Linked DNA regions of Mus musculus: region 2 is linked to region 1. A link is a loop called in an ENCODE intact Hi-C map of the cell type or tissue named here. Cell type or tissue: heart. All regions are shown on one strand. Links, peaks and the distances in the headings refer to the core of each region. The heading gives the core; the rest is flanking DNA. Region 1 has its middle 130 kb from the start of Gm39235. Region 2 has its middle 120 kb from the start of Gm32728.

What was found. Peaks named below come from ENCODE experiments on the same cell type or tissue, not always from the same donor. Only the 100,000 strongest peaks of a DNase experiment are listed, where the experiment ranks them.
Region 2: a loop joins it to region 1, with 10 times the contacts of the local background. A loop is called at or near these places in 4 of 42 quality-filtered maps.

What each region holds. Positions count from the first base shown.
Region 1 is chr8:103,854,169-103,857,078 of GRCm38, reverse strand. No RefSeq gene overlaps it. Among named protein-coding and RNA genes, the nearest start is that of Gm39235, 130 kb to the right of the region's middle. In heart, for the core only: a CTCF peak has its summit at 1,265; no DNase peak of the experiment used is centred there; H3K27ac peaks cover 340 bases.
Region 2 is chr8:103,913,198-103,916,107 of GRCm38, reverse strand. No RefSeq gene overlaps it. Among named protein-coding and RNA genes, the nearest start is that of Gm32728, 120 kb to the left of the region's middle. In heart, for the core only: a CTCF peak has its summit at 1,612 (motif pointing right); no DNase peak of the experiment used is centred there; H3K27ac peaks cover 1,216 bases.

The DNA of each region.
Region 1 (2,910 bases), core at 216-2,715:
AAGGGTCAGATATGAAGATGGAGGAGCTTTTGAAAGATATGCCAAAGGTAGACCCTTCGCACACAGGTTTCATGCCCTTAGAAAAGAAGCTTGAAGGAACTGTTGTCTTTCTTTCTGCATATAGGATTACATCACATGAGATTACAGATGATGACTCTCCCAATACTGAATTTCCTGGAACTTTATCTTGGGCTTCTCAGTCTTTGTAATTATGAAAAATGTGTTATTTGTAAGGCAAGCAGCCCTTGTTATTTTGTTGTAGCAGTATAAGCAGGGAAATGGTTGAACACCTCTTGAGGTGTCTTGGAACTAGCTGTAGATGTGACTGAAGGGCATCAGCATTCCACAAGGGATTAATGCCAATGTTTACTCTCTGAATGCCACCCAGATGTTGCTCTCATTGGACCAACCTACTGTGTAAACCCCGTTACCCTCCCAGGTAACATTTCCTTATTCCTTCTTAGCCAGTGGGCACAGTTGAGGCTCTGATACTAGGTGTTTCCATGATGCTGACTGGCTATGCACTTGGCCTTTTCCCCTACTGTGTTTTATGGGGTTGGGTTGTCCACCATCTACTCTGCAGCCACCTGTACCCAGAGTATCTTTCCTTACACATTGCCTTCCTGGATGAGTCCTTCTTACCCTATGAAGCAGCTCAAGGTGCCCTCTTTACCGGAGGTGTGTCCTGACAAGACAGCGATGCCCTGTGCATCATTGAAGGGCAGGGAGATAAGACCACTCCAGAGAGGGTTTCAGGGACCAGCATCTGCTTTATTGCTTATGAGCCACCACTTATATAGTGGAAGCCTATCGACTGTGATTGATTAGCGCGTTACCTCAGATTGGATTATGAACAATCAGACAATCAGGGTCTCTATGCGGAAGAAGCACATTACAGAAAACTTGAAGAGCGCAGACTGGTCTGCAGGGCAGCTACAGGCTACTCACAGCACTTCAGAATTCAGTGTTTTGACTTCTGGGGCATGGTACACAAAGCTTCTTGTTTAGCAGCAGTGTGCCAGGTAGGCTAGCTGCCAGGTCCTGCCCGCATTTTCTTCTACATCAATGTTACCAGGCATAGGTTATGGCTCAATTGTCTTTGCTTCCTCCGGCTCTCCTTGCTCAGTGATTGCCCTTGCTACCCAGCTTTACAGTTTTGTTTAATTGTCCAGCTCCATTAGAATGTGGCTCCCTGGAACCAGGAGCTCTACCAACCTCATTCTGCTTCTCCGGGGTAAACACAGGAACTGGTCCATGACGGACACCTAGTGTAGGTTTGAGGGAAATAATTCAATGATCTCAAACTTTACATTCTTTTTGTCTGTGTTTCTTCTTCCACCCAGCACTTAAACACCCAGAGAATAGATGTGATTGATTCCAGATAACATTTGAAATCATTATTGCTTTAAAAAAAACTGCATTCCTTAACCTTTAAAGCTAGCCCGGGCACGCTATTGTGTGAGAAGCAGTTTTTAGATGCAGGCGTGGCTGACATTCATTCTTCTGGCCTCAAAGCTCGCCTCAGCCTCTTGTATCTTACATGGACGTGTTGTCAGAGAATATTTTTATCATCCTGTCATGCTTAGAAAGCCGGGTCCTTGATCCCAGTCATTTCTAAGTCAAAAGTGATATAGTCTCCCGATCCCTGTGCTCACAGTAAATCCCTGGCAGAGTCTCCTGCTTTGGGGGGACGTGTGACATGCTCTTTTGCAGCACATTTCAGACACCTGCTCAGTGACGAAAGATAATTTAACACCTGCCCAGGCTTTCCCAGTGGCCCTGCAACTGGCTTAATAGGATGTAGAATGTAGTGTGAGCGGAGTGGGAGAGTCCACCAGTGTGACCGGGTGGAAGCAGCTCCACAGCGGTCTCTGCCCCTGCTTGGCTCCTCTTGACAGGGGAAGCCCCCGCTGGTCAGTCTTCTTTGGTAATAACACACCTTCCCCATGATTTGGCTATGGGCTCTGTCATGTAGAGGAGCCCAGAGGGACATGGGGGCTGGCGGCTGTCCATTGTGAGTGCTAGACTCTAAGGTACAATTGTCACTATAGTCCCTCTTGCCTGAGCATCTGTTGTAAAATAAGATTCTCTAAGTCCTCCAAAACTGTTCACCGAACAAGGCAGCCCAAAGTATGAAATGAAATGGATTAGGTTTACCAAATGTTTGCCGATGTCTATTCTTTCAAATAAAATAGTCTATAGCTTAGATGGAATGTTTGGGACTGGCCAAAGCACTAGACCAGAATAGACTTACAATATTTTAGTGCTAGTCATGGGGTCCTGGTAATGCAAGACAGTGAGAGTGCACCTTGTGCACAGTTGAAAGGCATGAAAGTCAGTAACAAAGAAAGAGATGGTTGGGGTGGGGAGAGAGGGAGGGAGGGAGGGAGAGAGAGAGATATTGATTGATTGATTGATTGATATGAGTTACCTTAAGTGTTCTTAGTGAGCACACTTCCACTTCCAGGCATGAGAGAGATGGTGGCGATGCTGGGTCTTGGTACCCGTGAGTCTCTTATAAGCTGAGCCCCTGGATGAGATTCCAGCATCTGTAAGGTGTTCTTTTATTCTCAACCTGTTTTAATCACATTTATTTATTTATTTTGTTTATTTATTGTGTGTTTGTGAGTGTGCATGTGTTCCTGTGTCTGTGTATGTGTGCATGAGTGTGTAGGCCAGCAGACAACTCACAGGAGTTGGTTCTCTTTGCCCATCACTGGGTCACTGGAATTGAACTCCTATAGTCAGAGTTGGCAGCAAATACCTTTACTGGCTGAACCATTGCCTTAGCCTTAAGAGGTATACTTCTTTAGAACTTATTTATTTACTTTAGTTTATGTATTTATTGCTGAATGTATGTATGCATACCATGTGTGTACAAGAGCTCCAAGAGGTCATGAAAGGACCTTG
Region 2 (2,910 bases), core at 96-2,595, 59 kb before region 1:
ATCTCCCAGGGGCGTGCTTCTCAAGAGGACACCAACAAACACAGGATGGATTCAATAGCGAGCTGACTGACCAGATGTGTACAGCTGGAAGCAACTGAGCTTTACAGGCACCTGGGCACCCAACTCGTGGCATCATTGTCTTGCCTCCACACCGGATCCACTGGCTTTTATTTTATTTTATTTTATTTTATTTTATTTTATTTTATTTTATTTTATTTCTTTTGGAGACAGCATCTTGCTGTGTAGCTCAGCTTCCCAAGCGCCAGGATACAGGTCTGCATCTGTGCATTCAGGTTCCAGCTTCCACTGACCAATCCTTTCTCCCAGTCTGCGCGATCTTCTTTCTTTAAAGTGATAGCCAGCAGAGAAAAAGGTGGCAAAGATGCCAGGGTCCAGAAATGTTTTTTTGGCTTAGGGGCTTGTACTCGTGTGGGTCCAAGGGCATGGGGGACTGAGTCTACTTCTGAGTACAATTCCCTGTGGCTTCTGAACTTAAGCAAACAGATGAGTAATAGGCTCAAATCTTCAACTGCATTCTGATGTCTAAACCAAGTCACAAGAGTGGGTTGAATCCAGGAGTGGGGAAGAAAGCCTCCCCCTGCAAACACCAAAGAGATGGAGGTAATACAGCTATCAGTAGACCGGAGAACTGGGTCATCTTTGCTAATAGTGTATTCCATGTCTCGGTGGGAAAGCTTATCCTGCCTAGCAGGCATCTTGCTACACAGAGTCAGAGTGGAACCCAGCATTTTTTGTTGCCTCTCATGGCAAAACCTCTAGGTGGACCTTTAAGATGTCGTTTCAAAAACACCTTGTGCACCAAAGGTTTATTCTAACACTCAGCCCAAGGCCAGGCATGGAGACCTGTACAGGGGATGAGGAAGCCCTGGCAGGTAAGAACTTTGGAAGAGGTTAGGTCTGGCTCTGAATCCTTGCACTTAACAAGCGATGGGCTTTGTGGGCAACTGTCTGTCTCTTGATGAGAAAGTTTTGTATTTCTTTTTTTTTTAAATCAATAAAATGCAGATGATAAGGTCTGTCTCACAGGGAAGCCGTGAGACCTGAGCTGTGTACCGTAAGTTAAAGTGCTTAGCAAGCACCTGCTCTACTGCAACAGCCACTAAATGGTAGCTATTATTATCAATAATAAATGCAGGCTGAAGGAATGCAGAAATGAATGAATGTCTTTGCAACATTCAGCCAAATGGGCACGACTTCCTTTCTCCCTCCCTCGCTCCCATCCTGGCTCAGGTAATAATATATACACAAGGGTCAAGCTAAGCCATCCACCATTTGTAGTTTTTTTTTTTTTTTTTCCGATAAGAGATCACAGCTACGAGGCTCCCTGGTCCTGGGATGGATTAAAAGCACCCCATTCTGCTTTGCCACAAAACTTCTTCACAAGTCTGTGTCCCTCCCCCGCACACCCCAACTCCTCTCGAGCTCTGTGTGTGCCCAGGAAAATGGAGGCACACCTGTGCTAGCAGCCTGCCGAGAGGCATTTTCTTCCCCTCTGTTGCCTGGGCGATTCTGACTACACACCTGCAAAAGAGCCTTCTTTTCCTCCCCAGCTCCAAATCAAAGTGAGTCTTCACTCTCCAAGCTGCCTGCAGAGGGAGCACACACAGGGAGGACTTGAAGAGAGCAGAACAATTAGACACGGGAGCTGGCCCCTCTCTGAGGCTGAAGCTGTTTTTAGCTCTGCCTCTCAGGCAGACAGGCCTGGCCTTGGGGGTCTGGGCCCAGCCTGATGAATTAAGGACAACAGAAGTCTGTTGGCTTAGGAGAGGTTCTCCTTATAAGGGGCTGAGCAGGGAGGTTCTCCCTTTGTTTTTCCGTTTCTCTGTAATGACAGGGCTCCCCAACACACCTACACTGCCTGCCTCTGTTCAAATGTTCTTAGTCAAACAACCCAGTGTAACCAACAATACCAATAAACTCTCCCCACCACATGCTTTTAGTGGGAAACAAAAAAAAAGACACGTTCTGGAATCCAAAACTGCATGTCAATCTGATGATTTGGAACTGTGGATGAAGAAGGAATTTGGAGCAGGGGCAGGATTCCAGATGCTTCCAGGAAGAGAAAAAAGGTTTCTTCAAAGGTCTGGGTCAGTTTCGGGTGTGCAGTCAGGAGATCCTGGGGTAGGGTGGGAGGAGTGGGGGTGTCTAGCAGGCTGCAGGTGAGTTTTGCTTTTTATGCAAGAGGGACCCTTTCTGGAGGCAAATGGGCTCCAGGCTGCCATTATCTGTTGGAAAAAATAGCTCTGGATTTGGATCTAAGGAAGACTATAAACGAGGAGCGCAGAGACTTGCTTTCCAGCCTTGTGGGAGTCCGGGTAGTTTTAAATGAAGGGCAGATGCAGCCTTGGGCTAGATTCTACCTCCCTCGGTCCTGCAGTAACCTTATTAAAGAATAAAAATAAAGGCAGGAGTTTTATGATGACGAAGAAGAAAAGGCAGGGCCAGGCAGCTTCTCCAGCAAGGGGTGGGAGTGGGCTCTGGGATGTGCGGGAAGGATATGGGTTGGGTCTCTCTGTCTAAGGTGCAGAGATGAGGGGAGGGGCTATGGACAGATCCAGAGGCCATGGGCTGACTGTCCAGGCTGGGTTTGGGGGGCAGGAGGCAGGGTTGTCCTTCTGAGGGCTGGTCTCTTGGCCAGGCCAATTGCTTTCTTTGTTTCCTAAGGGAAAACAGCACCTGGCTCCTGGGAGAGGCCTACACCAATTTGCTGGTCCCCTAAAGGAAAGCTAGCTGCTGTTTGTAGTGTGGGCTCTTTAGCATTAGAGTTTTGTGAGAAACCCCAGATTGAGTGAAAACCATGTTGACACTCTCGGCTCTTGGAACAGTGCACACCACTCCACTCTGTGCGTCCTGTCCTTTTGTAATGGGGCTGCCCCCACTGCTTTGGAT